Linked DNA regions of Mus musculus: region 1 is linked to region 2. Evidence: chromatin loops called from intact Hi-C (ENCODE). Cell type or tissue: heart. All regions are shown on one strand. Each heading gives the region's core, and the rest is flanking DNA. Links, peaks and the distances in the headings are about the cores only. Region 1 overlaps Ssu2 (ssu-2 homolog (C. elegans)). Region 2 overlaps Lmcd1 (LIM and cysteine-rich domains 1).

The links. A loop is a pair of places that touch in the nucleus more often than their neighbours do. Peaks named below come from ENCODE experiments on the same cell type or tissue, not always from the same donor. Only the 100,000 strongest peaks of a DNase experiment are listed, where the experiment ranks them.
Region 1: a loop joins it to region 2, with 2.3 times the contacts of the local background. A loop is called at or near these places in 3 of 42 quality-filtered maps.

Annotation. Positions count from the first base shown.
Region 1 is chr6:112,357,443-112,366,748 of GRCm38, reverse strand. It overlaps Ssu2 (ssu-2 homolog (C. elegans)), which reads left to right. Exons shown (of 12, transcript NM_175525.3): 12 at 7,113-7,425. The coding sequence ends at 7,151. Among named protein-coding and RNA genes, the nearest start is that of Ssu2, 26 kb to the left of the region's middle. In heart, for the core only: CTCF peaks have their summits at 1,978 (motif pointing left) and 3,940 (motif pointing right); a DNase peak (open chromatin) is centred at 1,298.
Region 2 is chr6:112,299,672-112,308,977 of GRCm38, reverse strand. It overlaps Lmcd1 (LIM and cysteine-rich domains 1), which reads right to left. Exons shown (of 6, transcript NM_144799.2): 2 at 3,841-3,929. Among named protein-coding and RNA genes, the nearest start is that of 5031434C07Rik, 14 kb to the right of the region's middle. In heart, for the core only: no CTCF peak of the experiment used is centred there; DNase peaks (open chromatin) are centred at 4,017 and 6,597; H3K27ac peaks cover 1,591 bases.

The sequences.
Region 1 (9,306 bases), core at 722-8,721, 58 kb before region 2:
CTGGGGATGAGAAGGACATGTTGGCTGTTTAAGGCTGACATCCAGTGGCTCTATTATGCTATTGGCGTAGAAACTCAAGAACATTTTATCTAGAAGGAAGTAGCTTCAGACAAACACTCAGAGAGAGAGAGAGACAGAGAGAGAGACAGAGAGAGACAGACACAGAGAGAGACAGAGACACAGAGAGGGGAAACAGCAGTTGAGCAGGAGAGACTCTCTCTCTCTCTCTCTCTCTCTCTCTCTCTCTCACACACACACACACACACACACACACACACACACACACACACACACACACTTGCTAAGTTTGCTTTCTAGGTCTGGGCCCCCTGTGCATGGAGTGGTCTGTAGTATCTACTTGAATTATAGACAGGTGCATACAGATTGAATCAAATAGATTCTGTGGATGGAGGCATCCTTTTTTTTTTTTTTTTAACTGACCTTGAACCTTCAGGTCTAGGAGTCCAGATAAACACAGCTAGGTCAGGGTCAGAATCCTTCTGAGGTCTCGCTGTCCCCAGGACAGTTCTATGAATCAGGAAAACCGACTGTGTCTGAATCTATCCGAATTCACCACAAGGCGTTCCTGCAAGCTTTTTTTTTCTTTTTTGCTTGTTTGTGCTGTTTTGAGAGAATTGAGCTCTTGGAGAGGCATGGAGAGCCTGGATGAGGGGGTCTGTGGATGGCTGACAGCTTCTTTTCAGTCTATCTGGAACAGAGAGACCTGAGACATCCACATGTGGATCTCTTTATCAGGGCCCCCGTTGGATGCGTTCCTTGTTTCCACACGTTCAGTCCACTCCACACATCATCTGCAGAACTGAATCCTCTAGCTAACGTTAAAGAGGACTGGTTTGGGGATCAGGAAGCCCATGCTAACTTTTATGATCAAATGTAATTGCTGAGCTTTTGGCCACATTAGTTTCTATCTCATGATCAGAAAGACAAGAATTTGAGGATGTGAGACACCATAGTGTGGCCTTCTGACTATGCACCCTGCTGTGACTTTGTACCTCTCTACTTACCTGCTTTGTCCTTGGTGGTACCCCATAACTCTTGGCACTGGTGGGGAGTTGAGGCCACTGTGTTTGTGGTGCTGATGTATATTCAGGCTCTTCGATGTTGTCTTAGTCACGGAGGCGTGTGAGGTCAGGACTTGTTGTGGATGGCTCTGTGCTGCTTGTATTTTATGTTAATTCTGCTCTCCCGAGAGAGGTTGTTTGGAATGAGAAATGAGTCACGTGCTCTCGTGGCTTCTTGTGAACCAATCCTCTAATGAATAAAGGAGCCAATCACTGGGTGAGAAGGCGGGACTTCCCGGTTGGACAGAGGAAGAGAGGAGTCCAGAGAGAGTTAGGTCCTTTTGGAACGGGGACAGCAGAGGGTTAAGATGTAGCTGCTAGAATTTCCCCGGTATCATGGTGGATCTGCAAGGATTTGCCACCAGAGCAGTCAGATTTTAATAAGTCTCACAAGAGTAGGCTTTAGTTGTTGTGCTCAGAGATTGAGTTACCATTGTTTCTGAACTAAGTTTGTGTTGTGTTTTCCTTCATGCGGCGGCTCGTCTGGGTTCAAGAGAGAAAGGTACATCGGCAAAACGTGGATTTGCCAGATGTGCATCACAAAGGCAGTGGGGGATTTGAAGAATGGGTTGGCGTAGTAGTAACCAACCAGAGGGAACTTAGGTGGGTTTTGGAGTTCTGAGTCAGAGTCTCCACGAGATAAAAACAGATTGGCCATTGCCTGCCAGTGCATGATTGGCCAGGCCACCAAGGCAGAGGCACAAGCATGGGAAAGGCTGGTTCGATTTTTAGTATTTCCTGCAACAAGGTCTGAAGGGAGAGGTCAGATATTCAGGTTCATGAGCTGGAGCCTAAACTGGTGTCTAGGCACAGACTGAAGTTTCCAAAAGTCTATTCAGATGCTAGGACCTCTTGGTGCTAGCAACAACCAGTTTTTCATTATGTGGTTATGCTGCCCCCTGGTGGATCTTATTTCTAGATATTTGTGGTAACAGTGGTTAAAATTCTGTAGTTGGCCAGTGTCCTCAGGGGATTCATTTATTTGCAATTAGAGCAGGAAATTAGCCAAAATAGTTGAGCTTTTAAACATATATTTTTAAAACGTGCTTTTGTCAGTTTCACACCTGTGTGCAGTGTAACTTTGACCACATATATCCACTCCAAGTCCCCCTCCCAATCCTTGCACCCCTCCCACTTTCACATCCTCTCTTCTGTGTGTGTGTGTGTCTGTTGCTGACTTTGTTGGATTGGTTTTGTGTAGGTAACAATAGCTTTTGTGAGTTCAAGTGTAATGGCCTTGTCCTGTCCAGGAGACAGCGCTTCATTCCAGGCTGACCTTGAACTTGTACTGCCTCTGGATCGTCAGCATATCCTGCCAGTTTGCAGCACCACAACTGGCTTTGTTGGGTATTAAAATAACATCTGTCAGCTTGTTGTGGCTTTGTGTGACTGTAACAAAATACTGGAGGCAACTAACTTTTGAAAAAAAATTAGATTTATTTAATTTTAAGTATGAAGGTTCAAGGCTGGGTGGGAGGTTAGTGTTGCCCTGATTTGACATACACAGAGGGAGTAGATTTATGGCTTCAAAGTGAGCAGAAGGAGGGAGAAAACAAATCCCTTCAGGGACACCCTTCCAATGACTGGAGAACTTCCCATTAAGGTCAACCTCCTAAAGTTCCTACAACCTCCTTGTAACAATGCCCTGTGAGCCAAACCTTTGGTACTGGTTTTGTGGGACAACAACACATGATTAGGTCTCAGTTCTGGCTTCCCATGGCTGGACCTCTTCAAACCTCAGTTTTTCCTTTCTCTATCCTCCCTCCCTCCCTTCCTCCTTCTTCCCTTCCTTCCTAAACATTAACATACATGCCTAGAATAACTATTAATAATTTTCACTCTATTAGTATGTCTCATGCCCTTCCCTCTTCTAAGGAAGCCACTTTCCCCTCCTGCAGTTATGGTCATGTCTGTTTTGTGCGTGTGACCTACTGAATTTAGTTAGTGGAAGCCTGAGCTTGAGTGGAGCCTATTGACTGGCAACATACCCATGGCAATACCATTGGAAAAATGAGCTCTCTTCTTCCAGCAACTAGCAGCTATCAATAACTATTAATAGTCCCCCAGGGAAGGACACTGGGACCTCCCTGGCCAACAGCATTTAGGGAGGTATTTTCACTTAGGAACCCATGGCTGCCCTCCTCCTCCTCCTCCTCCTCCTCCTCCTCCTCCTCCTCCTCCTCCTCCTCCTCCTCCTCCTCCTCCTCCTCCTCCTCCTCCTCCTCCTCTTCTTCTTCTTCTTCTTCTTCTTCTTCTTCTTCTTCTTCTTCTTCTTCTTCTTCTTCTTCTGTTTTTCGAGACAGGGTTTCTCTGTGTAGCCCTGGCTGTCCTGGAACTCACTTTGTAGGCCAGGCTGGCCTCGAACTCAGAAATCCGCCTGCCTCTGCCTCCCAAGTGCTGGGATTAAAGGCGTGTGCTACCATGCCCGGTCAAACCCATGACTTCTAAGAGAAGTATTGTCCACCCACACAGAGCACCCCTATTCAAATTATTATCTTTATTTTCAAAATACAGTTTAGATTACCATATAAAATAATATGTTTTCAATTTTTTCATGCATCCTTATGTGTGGGTTACTTCCCCTCCTCTCCCCTTCCATTTACTTTTCCACTGGTGTTTTCTAGCCCTCTTCCTTCATATCATATATGTCCTTTTAGCAAACCTCAGTTTCTTTGTCTATGAAATATGAAATTGCTTTATTCTAGATGCCCTATGATGCCTATCACCTTTTTATTTTTTATTTATTTATTTTTTGCATGGAGGAAGGTGAGGAAAGCAGGAGATCTCACACAGGACCTCAAGATTGGGACTTCAGAAAGCAGAACGCTTTGGATAAGCTGTGAGGCCACAGCTTTGTCCATCAGGGGGCAGCAGATGCTCACACATGAACCCTGCCCAGCACTTGTTTTCTTATCCCAGCAGGTAAACATGCAAGCTTCCTGCATCCACACTTTCCCCAGGTGCCACGTGCGTGCGGCTGTGGCCATTTTATAAAGATGACACCTAATGCTTTTACCGTGCCATTTGACTTTATGATCTATGTTGTACCCATTTCATAGAACAGGAGGAGGCTGAAGCCTAGAGAGTGTGAAAAACTTACTCCAGGCCCAACTTCAACCCAACGCTTGGTGGGTGAAGCTGGGCAGGACAGTGTGCCTGCCATGGGGTCCTCAGGAACAGTGGCAATTGTTAGGAGACCTTGGATGGCAGCTACTGGCTAGAAGTGGACCAAGTGACTGGTGTTCATAGAGGGAAGTTTTGGGTTTACCTTATCTTGTTGTCAAAGCTGACTTTGCCTCTTGGCAGGGAGACTGGGCCCAGTTCACCCCCTGAACCACTCCTCAGGGTAGAATTCTTCGACTGTTTCTGTCATTGCCTGGACAGAATAAGGGGATTAATTATACCCTGGGTGGAACTTCTTGCTGCCCACCATTCGTGGAACAGACTCACAGTATGATATGATATACTGTTGCGCTCACCTCCTCCAGCAAGAAAAACGCAACACGGTCGGATTTTTCTCAACAGCCTTCTTTATTTCAGGAACACCTCCATGCTACGGGAACCTTGGAAACCCAGCGAGGACTGCTTATATACACCCCAGCACTGGGGAGAGCTATGTGTCCTCCTGGGATTGGTCAGTCTGCCGGCACTTTGATTTGTTTGCACCCGCTCAGGAGGGGTTGGCGCCAGATTCGGGCTAGCGCCTGCGCAGTGGCGTTGTTTATGGCGACGGTGTACCTGAGGCCGGTGCCATCTTTTAGGCACCCGGCTGCTACAGTATATAGAACGCTCACATACAACATGCTTGGTCCCTAGCTGGTAGCTCTAGTCTGGAAGGTTATGGAAGCTTTGAAAAGTAGGGCCTTGCTAGCACAAGTCAGTGGTTAGTGGCAGGTCTTCAAACGTTACACTGGCGCCTGGTTCCCGTTCCCCATCGCACTGTTTTCTGGTCTGCAGTGATGGGAACAATCATTATGAACTGAAATGCCCTGCCGTGCTTTCTCTACCATGATAGACTGACACCCTCTGCAAGAGTGAGCTCAGGTTTCTTCTTTCAGGTGTCCTATGCCACAACAATGCAAAACTAACATGGAAAATGTTTGTGTTATGTCCTACAAGGGAGAAGAAGCACAAACAGCAAAATAACCAATGACCAGACGAGTGTTTGTGTATATGCTAGACTCTGGGTGTCTCCAAGTCTTTCACTGGAAGACAGTGAGTTTGTGGGACAGTGGGACATGCCAGGAAACTTGGTAAGGTAGAGCAGGTCTGAGACCCTGACACTCGGGTACCTACCTGAGATGGTAGGTGTTACCTCCGTGCCCCCTGCCCAATTCCTGGCCTGGAACATGTGTCCATGCTGCCCACTCAAAAGTCAATATTATGTGTCTTCTTTGGTCTTAATTTTTAAGACAGAGTCTCTCACTGTACTCACAACTCACAGGATGGCTAGACTGACGGATTAACAAGTTTAGGGATCTCCCTGTCCCTGCTTACCCAGGTATTGGGTTTATAGGTTTTCAGCCATGCTGCACTTCTTACATGGGTGTGGGAGATTGGACTCAGATACTCATGCTTGTGTGGAAAGTGTGTTCTTTACCAACTGAGCCACCTCTCTAGCCTCAGGATGCTCTTAGAAAGAGTGAATGAGGAGAGCCAGGCTGCAAAAGCCAGTCTAACCTCCCCTCAGGCATTGACGTATAGATGTAGGCACATGGCTTAGAGTCTGTGGCTGTTTGTGGGCATGAGGGAATCTGAACTCTCACTGGGAAACAGATCAGATCTGATTATAGAAACATGAAAATCCTCCCGGCTCCAAGCATCTGCTTATTTTTCTCATTCCTCCAGCTTGGCTCGGAGCATTCTCTCAAAGAAAGATCTGCTCAGTGGCTGCTCCTCACAAAGATGGCAAAGCCCCACCTTCGCTTTGCCCTGGAGCGCCTCTCTGTAAGTAGAGCAAATGATCCACGAAGGAATGGGATTCGTATCGATCGATAGACACATGTTTATCCAGATCAATTAGGGAAAATTATCATTGCAATGGTCCCCAAGCAGGGGTTTACAGATAATAAGGGTTTTGAGCAGCGTAATGTGAATGACAAACATGGAAAATGAGATGAGAAAGCTGCTTAGCAGATGCTCTCTTGGGAGGGCAATGCACAGCCAGGAGAGATGATGGGGTGACCCTGGAACGAAGGGCAGGATGCTTATAATGAAGGAAGGAGCCGTTCAAAGTGAGAAGGGAGCAGACTTAAGCAAAGGGGCGGCGTGCTGTGATGAAGGAGGCTGATCCGTCTGCTGGTGACCTCAGGGGAACTCGAGGTTCTGGGTGCTGGGAACCTGCACACTGTCAGCAGAAACTATTGAGGAAGTCACACATGCGTGGAGGGCTGGCTCTATTCTATTTGTATTATTCCTCATCAGCTCTTCAGTGTTTTTCTATTTTGTGTGTGTGTGTGTTTGTGCGTGTGCATGCGTGCGCGCATGCGCACATGGTCCACGAGATCCTACTTGGACTCCTCTATATCTTCTGACTTCCTTTAGGTTTGGCCAATGAGCAATGTCTTCTGGGTTTAACCAATGAAAAGTTTCCTTTAGGCGTGACCAATGGGAAGTTTCCTTTGTGTTTGACCAATAAGATGTTTTTCTTTGCTCCTGACTAAAAGGAAGTGTCATTTGAGTTTGATTGATAAGTCAGTTTGTGTCTGGTCAGCAGGATGGCTGTATATTGGAATTTTGTATCTCTTCTTCGAAATTCATAGCTGACACCTTAACCCCCAAGTATTAAGGTATTAAGAGGGTAGCACCTTTGGGAAGTAACTAGGTTGGGTGGATGAGGATGAGCAGTCTGTATGGAATTTGTTAGTGCTTCTTTTCAAGGTCTTGATTCTACTTCAGCTCCTGCCCCTGCCTGAAAGCCATTCTCCCATTTATCTCCTGGGCAAGGCCAATGCTTGTTAGGGATCAAGTACAATATGGGAGAGTTTTTCTGGCTCCAAGTATAGTACATGTTTGTTTTCTGTTTTCCAGATGTTTTTCTACTCTGGGGGCCCCTTTCACCACTCCTAGGAAAGTGACATGATGACCTTGGACTTGAGTTCCAAGGAATGCTGAAGAATTTTGGCAGCTTGATGGTATGTTGGTGCCAGGCACTTGGTAAAGCCACCACATCTTGAATTCACTCATCTGCCCCACAGCTTCCTCTGAGGGATGCCTGTGAAGCCAGCTGCCTTTGGAGAATATACAGAAGACATAGGGAAGGGTTTCTGATGTGTGGTGGGCACACAGTAGATGGGAAGCCCTGGAGCCCTGAGTCGGTGCAGGCCATTAAAACAAAATCACTAACCCTTGAGTGCCAGTGTTCTCTTGTTTGTTAGTTAGTTTGGGAAAAGGCTCTAGGACCTGTCCCACTGATTATAGATTGACTGACTGCTCATGTATTCCAGTGTACAACCAACATATCACAGTTTATGTTCACTTCAGTTTACTGGATGGTACGTTCCAGTTCTTACCTGACTTATTTTCAACTTCCTTCTACTTACACCAGAACGGAATCTACTTGGTAAATTATCAGTGGTAGCTGCTGAAACCTAGGACTGCTTGCTGTGGCTCCACTTGTCTTGATGGACACCTCACAGGCAGAAGTTCTGTCATCCAGCCTGTCTCTCAGATGATCAAACAGCCTTGGAGAGGTCCAGTCACCTGTCCATGTTACATAAGGAGCAGAGCTGGGTTTATGATGGGCTCTCAAGCTCTTCAACACTGGCCTCCTCTGTCACTGGTTCAGACAGAATGGCTCAGGGGCAGAGCACCTGCCTACCATGTGTGCATGCAGGGCTTTGTGTTCTCTTGAACACTTTTTCTGTCTGTCACTACCCTGTTGTCTCATCATTTGTTACAGGTAGGTGTGGCTCATGTTGATATTAAATCAAACATGTGATTATGATCTGCAGGACTTTAATCTGGGATTCTTCAGCATTTGTGGAACATGGAACATGATATTTTTGTTTGCTTGTTTTTGCCTCTTTTTTTTTTTTTTTTGAGCATAGAACATTTCAAGTTGCTGGGTGGGACTATTCTATGGGTGTGGAAACAGCCCGAGAGAGGAGGGTTGCTGTGTCTTGTATGTGGTGATTGTGGAACCAGAAGTAGAAGTGACTTGGACACCACGTGATACATTCCTTACATTATCTATGGTTTGAAATCAGTGGAAACCCTTGAAAAATGAGCTTTCTGGGAATTCTCTCTATCCATAAGCAGAAGATGTAGAGGGGTGGAGGAGAGTATGTGTGATCGAGAGCCTCATGCACTTGGAGCATCTGAAGCAGCTGCCAGGGTGTCTACAGTGCTGCTTAGAGCCCCTGTTGCCCTCCACCTAGGACTATTGATTCCCTCGATCTCACATTTATTTATCATTTTTCTCCCCAGCAAATTAGTCAGGATTACTTGCTGTATCAGTGCCGCACACTTCAGCTCAAGGGTGCTCTACTATGTCCTTCTGCTGGACTATATGCCCTTAGAATTTTTCCTTCATTCATTTGTTCAGAATTGTCTTTGCTGATGCCTACAGAATAATTCCAACAGGTGCAAGGAGTTTATATGAATCTTCTGGGTGGTGGGTCCATTTAAAAGACGTTGGTAGACAATTGAAGTGCTGGGACATATATACATCCTATGTAGAATATGCTGGTGGCTTAAAGATTATGGCCTTCTTTCCATGGGAGTAAAAGGAAACAGGAGGGAGGCAAATTGGCTAGGAATATTGAGGCCCAGAGGATAAACGGGAAAGGGTATCCCTGGTCATTGTCTGAACTAGTGACAGAGGAGGCCAACATTGAAGAGCTTGAGATCCAATGATAAACCTGGCTCTGCTCCTTATGCCACATGGGCAGGTGGCTGGACCTCTCCAAGGCTGTTTCATCATCCGTGAGATAGACTGGATGACATAACTTCTGCCTGTGAGGTGTCCATCAAGACAAGTGGAGAGATGCTAGGCACGGCTTCTGACTCATGGTGTTGGGAAAATATGATCAACTATTGGTGGTAACAGTAATGAAAATAATAGGTTGTTGGTGAAGATGGTGTTGATAGTGAGGGTGCTGATAGTTGTCAGTATGATAGTGATGATGGTGATGGTTTTGTTGTGTTGATGATGTAGATACTGGTGATGGTGATAATAGTGACAATGATGACGAATAGTTGATGGTAAATGTGACAATGTAGT
Region 2 (9,306 bases), core at 716-8,715:
GCATGCTTCTGCTAGCCCTAACTCACTCCCAAATGTGAGGAGGTCAGACACAGATGAGAGCCTGGTGTTCTGTGGTCTGAAGTCTGGAAAACATTGAGGTAAGGTAGGCTAAAATAAGCCCTACTTTTGTTTCGTTTCAGGCTGCTTCTTGTGTGGCTTGACGGGCAGAGTGTTATCTGGGGTGCTTGCATCTTGGAGTTCAAGATTGGTGGGCTGCCATGGGGAAGAGGATTTATCCCAGCACCACAGGAGAGAAAGACCTTAAGGGCATTGCAGTCTGTACTTGAGAAGTCGATTCTTTTTGGTCTCACAGAAAGGAGTCTCCTGTAATGTATAAGTGGGCATCTCATTCATTCTGAGAGGCAGGCTACAAGGTTGGTGATGGACTGTGATAATCATTTTCACTTGAGAGATGACAACAGCAGACTCAGACAGAAAAGCCTAGTATGTTGGGACACTGGAGAGGTCTGGCTATAAGCCCTTTCTGATCCATTTGACCGTCTGATCTCCTTATACCCCACAGGTGACACTGGATGTGGAGGTTGTTCTGGGCTGTTTTGGTTAATGGGGGATCCCAGGATGCTGCCTAAACTGATGGCAGTGCTAACCATTTGAGGTGGGGAGATGTTAACAAACAGGAGGATGTAATCTTTGAGATCTCTTGCAAGCATATTCATGCTCTTACCACTGGGCACACTGCTGCACTGCAATAGATGAGGAAGCCACTCTACCCTAACTCTTGTCAGGTACCCATATCGTGAGGGACACATTCACACCCCAAAAGAACCTAAGTGCCATTAAAGTGGCAAATTCTCCTCTCTTTTCGGATAACTGGGAATTGTATCCTGTTCTGTATTAGTTAAGTCTACTAGTTGCAGGCTTTCCCTTCAAACCAGGTTGACTAAAGTTCAGTCATTTAAATATCTGTTGGGATTCGAATATAAACTACCCTTCTTCAACTCAGCTCATGTGTTTGGACAACTGACTCCAGCTAATGGTGATGTGTGGAAGATTATAAAACTTTAGGGAGCAGAGCTTTGCTGAAGGAAGAGTGTCACTGGGGGGAGGGAAGGCATTGATATTTTATAGATGGTCCCACTTCCTGATTGCTGTCTCTTCTGGACTGCCCATGCAATACAATGGGCCAGCCTCATGCCCCCACTGTCATGCCTTTCCCACCAAGATGGACTGCATACCTTCTAGAACTGTGAGCCCCCCTCCCACATTTCTTCTTCTTCTAGAGTTGCTTCTGTTGCTTTACAATTGTAAAAATACAATATTTTCAATTACCTACTGTGAAAACTGGGACATGAAGCTGTGTAGAAAGTTTACTCCCCACCCCCGTTGAGATGCTGCGACATCACTGTATCAACCTGGGTTGGATTTAAGCTCCTAGTATGGCCAAGTGCAAGATGGCATGTTCTAGGTTAGACCTCCAAATACAATATATGCTGCTCAAGAAATTCACTTGGTTTAAAAACCACGGGCTCGGTGATAAGGAAACATAAGGCTTAAAACAACACCAAGAGACTTCTGCTCCAAGGAAGCATGAGGGATGGGGACAGACTTGTTCTGTCTCCATAAACAACCAGACAAACCAAGCACATACACTAGAGGACCCTTTTAATGTGCTGGGCAGCAGCAGCCCAAGACTGAGCCTTGCGAGGGAACACTTACCCTCTGTCTCAGGTACAGAGACTATCTAGCTGTCCACAGAGAGTTAAAGAGACCCCTCAATATTGTCTGGGACTCTGATGGAAGAAAGATTAGGACCAGTAGAGCTGACATGATGACTAAGTTAACTTCCTTCAAGGCCACACAGTCTGCTCAAATGGTTAAAAAAGGAATAGATGAACCTTGCTGCTGGGAGCAAGTGAGGGAGGAAGTTTCTTAGTGGATAAAGGCCTGGGTTGTTTGACTTGCTGGGTCCCTTCCATGTGGAAGAACACGTGTGCTCCTCTGAGGCTGAGGTATGTCAGGAAATGGAGTCAAGGAATGGGGCAGAGCTTCAAAAGCTCACAACCCACGGTAGTGCAGATATTTAAGAGCTAGAGGCTATGTTTCCTTTAAGCCTAAGGTCACACCATGCCATTTAGTAAATTCATCCCAGTCACTCACTGTACTTGTACATATTTGCAAAAAGGAAATACTATCTAATGTATAATATTGCTTCACTATTTCAAGATAGAAGCAATTGCTCATTATTAAGTAGGCTGATTTCTTTTGAGATAAGGGCTAATGTATGGCAGATATTTTTCAACTGCAATCTCATAGATGTCAGCATCTTAGGGGTCACCTGGGGAATTTTGATCCGTATTAAATGCTCAAGCAATAGTAAGGCACTAAGAACAAAAGCTCTTGGTTTACTATTGCATTCTGTGGAGTATATCCTTCCAGTCCGTGGTGGCAGCGGCAGTCACCAGGTTGCGCCCTGCATAGTTCTAGAGCCAACATCCACACTGAGGCTGATGTGAAGATTTCTGGGCCATTATGTTGATTGGCAGCTTCAACATTGTTTCAGAGCCTTCGGTGATAAAAAAGGAAAGGCAGATCCAGGAAATCTAGTTGGACCGGGCACTCCTAATGTACAGATGTGAATTACAGGTCCTGGTCTTCACGTACTGTGGACAGAATGCCTTTGACTCTGTGTGTGTGTGTGTGTGTGTGTGTAAGAGAGAGAGAGAGAGAGAGAGAGAGAGAGAGAGAGAGAGAGAGAGAGAGAGACAGAGAGAGACAGAGAGACAGAGACAGAGAGAGAGACAGAGACAGAGAGGGAGAGAGCATGTGTGTAAAGTCAGAGGACGACTTTTGGTGTCATTTCTCAGGTGCTGTCTTCCTTGTTATTTGAGAGAAGGTCTCTCATTGCTCCAGCAGTTGCGACAAAGGTTATGCTGGAATTTGCCAAGGCTAGCCTGGGTAGTCAGCAAGCCCTAGGGATTCTCTTGTCTCTGTCTCCTCAGAGACACTTGAGTTTGGGGAAAGAAAACCAAGTTCTCATGTTTGCAAGGCAAACACTTTACCAACAGAACTCTCTCCCCAGCTCTACCTTTGACCTCCATTTTAGGACCCACGCCTAAGTTAAAACCCACCCCAGAGAAGCTGCTGAGGTAAGAACAAGGCCACCTTCAGATCAGAGAGGGGACAATCCTTCCCTAAAGGCACCCCCAAATGCATCTTCCCATCGACATCTATTGTGCCTTGTATGTAAAAACATCTCCAACAGGCTCATGGGTTTGAATCCTTGGTCCCAGCTGGTAGCTCTTTTATATGGTTATAGAAATTTTAAGTGGAGGAGCCTTGCTGGAAGAACCGGGTCCATGGGAGTGGGCCATGGGGTTTTCATAGGTCAGCTCTACTTCCTATCTGGCCTCTGCATCCTGTTCCACTAAGATTTGAGGAGTACCAACTGCATCCTTGTCACCCTGGATCCCCCTCCTTTCCATGCAGATAGTATCTCCTCCAAACGTGAGCCAGAAGAAACCCTTGCTCCCTTAAGTTGCTTCCTGTCAGAGGTTTAGTTACAGGAAAACAAACAAACAAACAAACAAACAAACAAACCAACCAACCAACAAAGCAAATCAAAACAAGGGTATAATCCGCGCTGGACCAGAAAGCATCTACCTTGACATGGTTTATGAAGTGCAAAGTATTTTTCCTTACGCTCCTCAAGATCTTTACAGCATCCGCTCATTCCTGGATTAGGACAAGCAGGAAGGTTCATTCCCCAGCTGCCCTTCCTAGCATGCATCCTACACCGTCTCAGCAGAGAGAACCACCCACAGTTTTGGAAAGGACAGTCAAGAAACAAAAGCAGACAGTCTCCTTGACAAAATCCATTACCTCCACGAGTGAGGCTCGAAGCCGGAGCACATTCCCTTGCACCGCAGACAAGCCACTCCTCTTGCGGACTGCTGCTGGCCCAAGGACATCTGGAAAAGGAGACAGAGAGAGGGTGTTTTCCTTCACACTGACCTCTGGGAGACTTGGCATAACAGCAAAGGGACTGTGTGGGGGCTCAAAGGGCTCCTGATCAATATGCTGCCACTCACTGTTTACTGGGAACAGAGAAGAACATCCGGGAATGGGGCCATCGGCGGCAAGTGTTGAAGGGTGGGGCCCTTCCTAATAAAAGCTCAACTGGGGCTCACTGCCAGGCTCCAGGGCTGTCTCCAAATGCCAGAGCTGTCTGGAAAGACTTCTATGAGGGGTCATCTGCTCTTCTCCACACCTTCACTCATTCCTTAATCTATCTATCACTAGAACGGAATCTTCCAGAGTGCCTCTTCTCCCTCATTGCCTTCTGATTTATTGGTAGGATGTGACTGGACCAACACTACGGGCACATACAAAGGAACAGGCTCCCAGACATTTATGACTCTGAGAAAGACTTAAATATTTTGCTCATGGACCAAAAATAATCTCTTAAGCATTTGAAATTTCCTTTGGAGGCAGGGCAACACACAGGGCTGGTTTTGTTGCTGCTATGGATGCTGTGGTTAGATCCAGTAGTTCTCACGGGGTTCTTGAACCAGCAACCTTACACACAAGTACACAAGAAATTCAAGAACCCCAAAGTCTGACCCTGACTCCTTTTCATTAGACTGCCCTTTAACAGAATTCTCAGAAATGTATTACATTAGAATTGGAGAGGTGGTGGGTCAGTGATGGATCTGCAGGTTGAGAAACTTAACCTTGCTTTCTCCTGGGGAAGAGAAGACTGCACAGAGGTGTGTACTGTCTCCTCAGAAGCAGGGCTAACCCTGCTAGAAATGTAAAGGAATGTAAAGCCCCTCATTTTAACAAAGGCATGGATGATGCCACAGCATTTAATTACCGCCTACTCTGTGCCATGCATGGGGGCTTTAACATTAGACTCTGAGTGCCCTAAAGGATACACAAGCCAGGGGCCATAGAGAGGGAAGCTCATACATTTCACTCAATTTTGCAAACTACTGCTGAGTAACAGCAAGGGCTGGGCCAGGGAGCCAGACTGCAAGTCTAGCTATGCTAACTGCTATGATTTGGACATGAATGTCAGAAGTATGGAAGAGGGTGTCTGTTAATAAACCCTTATGGGAGGACGAAGTAGGTCACCTGGGGATGTAGACTGTGCAGACTGAATAGACAGAAAGTGGAGAGAAGAGAGCCCTGACAGTGGGAAGAGCAAATGGTAGAATAGATTCTGTGGTGTGGTCATCCGAGTGTGCTCTGGGGACATTTCTGGCTCACTCTGGTGTGTGTGTGTGTGTGTGTGTGTGTGTGTGTGTGTGTGTGTGTGTGTGTGTATGTGTGTCTATGTATGTACCAGGATGGATATTGTCTCACCTCAGGCATAATCCACATTGTTTGTTTGAAAAGATCTTACCCTGTCCTGAACTAACAAAGCAAGCTGAGTTGTCTGACTAGTGAACCCAGGGTATCTGCCTGTTTCTACCTCTCCAGCTCTGGGTGTTACTATATATATATATCTCACACCACACTGGCTTTTGTTTATGCGGGGTCTGGGGACAAAACTCAGGCTCTAATGCTTGTAAGGTAAGAATTTTAGTGACTTTTCTATAGCCCTCTGTTTGGTGTGGTTTTAAAAGGTATGCAAGTGTTGCGGGGGACCTGGTGTAGCTTGTGAGTGAACCTACCCTCATTGCCAGTGTTAGGTCAGCACAGTGATTCCCTCACAATGTCTTTCTCAAGCAGCCAAATCTCCCTGCAGTGATGGCTAGCTCCACCCGCCTCGCCTGGTGACGACTGTTAACAGTACAGTTACAAACCTGCTTTCTTTTTCAGATGCACAGGAGGGGACAGTCTAGTGGCAAGTGTTCAGAGGAAAGGGTGTTTATCTTTGCGTCAGATTAGTACTAGAATCATGTTATCCCCTCCCTCACCGAAGTGGGTCTTACCATGTGATCTAGTCTGGCCCCAGACCTGAGATCCTCCTGCCTTAGCCCCTCCAGGGTTAAGATTACAGATCTCTCTGCTAAGTGTGAGAGCTGAGATAGCTCAGAGCACTAACCACCTCTCTAATTTGGGGGCCATGCTCCGTAGAGAGGGCTTTGCTCCGTAAAGCTGTTGTCCTGTATCCGTTCTGGCATGCACCTCCTCCCCTCCTTGAATCATACCAGTTAAAATACAGCAATCTTTCCACACTTAATATTTGAGTGATTCCAAGTTTACTTAATTCGAGAATAAGGCTTTATTGTTGGAGTATGTCAGGTATCCCCAGAGGCCTGGAAACAAGGCATCCTCGAGGAAGCATTTCGTAAGTAACCCAGCAGGCCTGAGCAGAAGCGATCTTCTAATGAGGGGGCTATTTAACCTTCCTTCCAGGAGGGGATTAGTTTTAAGGACTGATCTGGACTTGCGCTTCAGTGTGACTGCTGGCTTCTGTTTGGTTGAGAAACAGTGATGTAAGACAGTTGTTCTTCAGCGTGTCAGCCTGTGATGTGGGGACCAGCCTCACTGCGCTGGGTCTGGCATTTATCAGCTATGTGTGTGTGGCTGGATGCAAGCCGTTGTTCTGCCTAGATTAGGTTCCTGCTTTGTAAAACTAGAAAACCACCTGGGTGGGGCTGCCTGGCTTGTGTTCCCCGCAGTACTCAATTGTGAGGTGTTACAGAGATGTTAGTATAGCAGCAGGCTGGAAGTGAGGATTCCATGACAAAGTACAAACGGCAGGCCGGATGTGCAAAGGCTTCTGACCTTTAAGGTGCCAGCCTGTGCTAGATACAAGAGAGTAGGGGAGTGGATCCCTATTTCAGGGAGAAAGGCCCTTGGTGAGGGGTCAGGCTGGACTGAGTTTTAATAACACTTTAGTCTCTCTTAATGTACAGGGCCAGTGTCTGGGCTTGTCACATCCCTCTCTTCCCGACTCATGGGGATAATAAAAACCTAACCTGCCTCACAGAGTTGCTAAGAAGGTTGATGGAGAAGCTACAAGGAAAGGATTTAGCACACAATTATTATGCACTGAGTATTTGCTATTGTCTTTAGATCCTGTGAAAGACAGTTTGAAAGACCTTGAATTAGTCATTTTTTCCATGGCCTTGGGGACTTCTGGGGAACCCTTTTATGAAAGGCACACCCTATTTGTTGCCTCTCTGATTGATTTAAAGGTAAAAAAACCAAGTAAACAAAATAAAATAAAACCTAAGGCCAAGGCATGCTCTGTGCTTGGTGACTCACTCATTAAGCAAGGCTGATTCTAGCCTTTGTCCTTGAGAAACTCTTGGTTTCGTTTGGTTTTCTATTAACTAAATTTGCTTGTTGACAGTCTCAGACATGTATAATAAATATACTGTGATTACTCTCCCTGCCTAGCCTCTCTCATTTCTCCTCCAAATAAGTCAAACCACCCTCCTTCCCTATAAATCTGTTTCTCACATCACATCATTTCATTTTGTGACCTACTGAGTTTCAACCAGAGTTTACGTGTGTAACCATGGTTTGGAGTTGTCCATTGACGCCCAGTTGGTATACAACAGAAAACAGTGACACAGTACTTCCTAGACTCTATCAGTAGCTGCTAGCTCAGAAAGAGGGTCAGGGCTCTATGATCCCCTCTTCAATCCATAACTGACTACAGCCAGGTTAGTCTTATGCAGGCTCAGTGTAGGTACTGCTACATCAGACCTGATAAACTCTTTCAGCAAAACTTAAAGGTTTCTTCCTAATCAAGAAAGGCCACTATATTTAGGCAAGTGATGATAGAGGGGCTCTATCCTTGGGCTACATCATCATAGTCATATAGGTATAGGAAGCAGAAATTAACTTCCAGCCTGTTAAGTGGGACAGTCTTCATAATTAAAAAAGTTCTTAGAAAAGAAAAATATATGGCTTCGCAAGAAAGAGTTACATTTAGAGAGTCAGGCCATGCATCCAACTAGTTTCCTGGCTGATTCTCCAACACAATAAACAGTCACTTGTTCAGAGCCTGTCATTCACTGGAGCCAGGCAGACTCAAGCATCTTCAACACAGAGAAAATGATGACCTTGTTGACTGAGGAGTGGGGAGGGGAATTAGTCAGAAGCAGAGCTCCAAACAAGATCCTCTGGTTTATAAACAGTGCACTTCTCTGATGCAGATGCTGTTGAGGGATGGCACTGTGTCTCCCAGCCTCTCCCAGCAGCTGAGAATAGAAGCTTAAGGGAACCATCACTCTAACAAAGGTTTCTTAGAATGCAGGGTCTAATCTGTTGTTTTCTTTGGAATGGAAGAAAATGCATTTGGACAAAAGGTGTGGTAGGATGTGGTACATGCAATGTAATGTCTTGGAACTGGATCGCTCATTTCTTTAAAGGATTTCAGTCAGCCTGGTAGTTACTGATGGTGTAGGGAGCAAGAGACAGCCTAGGGACTTTAGTCTCTTTTAAGCATTTGCTTTCTTGGTGAACTCCTAGGGGAAGTATCTCTCTTGTTCTCTCTCAGTGTCTCTCTGTTTCACTGTCTTTCTGTCTCTGTTTCTGTGTGTAAGCATGCATGTGCATATGCATGTGTGTGTGTGTTTGTGTTTGTGTGTGTGCATGTGGAGGCCAGAGGTTGATATTGTGTACTTTGCTCTATTGCTCTCCACCCTGTTCCCTGAGACACTGTCTATCACTGAAGCAGTAGTTCACTAATTCAGCTAGGCTGTCTGGTTGTTGATTTCTGGGGAGCCGGCTCTTCTCACCCTTGCCCCGGGGTTACCACTCTCCACTCTCCGGCTTTTATGCAAGGGCTGATGACGCAAACTTAGGCTCTCATGCTTGGCACCATCTCCCCCACTCGCCAGGAACTGTCTCAGCGACAAAACGTCAGCAAGAACAATATAGGGTTGAGAAGACTAGGAATTTAAAGGGGAGACTGTAGTGTGGAGTTCAGGATGAATGTGGAAATTAGAAAAGGGGTATCCTGCTTACTCTCTTTCTTCTTTGGGATTCGTGTAAAATAAAAACAAAGTTGCTTGTAAAATGAGATGCAAATGTATCATTGTTTAAAATATTATTGAAATTTTGTAAATATGGCATAAAGATGGCTGGTAGATTCTTTCATATTGCTATATAATGGCAGGAAGACACTGGGTATTGGCTCCCCTGCATCCTGTATCATTCAGAGACAGCTATTTCACTAACTGCTAATACTTAGTGACCTGTATGCTGTCTTTCAGGTCTTGGTCTTGGGAGACATAAATAACATCTCTGTTTTTGAAACTTTCACCACTAAGATTAGGATTTATTGCCTTAGAAGGCATCAACGCATCAACTAGTTTTGTGTGATTGGCATCCTCATTGTGCTAACATTAAATTACCTACAAAGACTTGGTACTTTAAAGG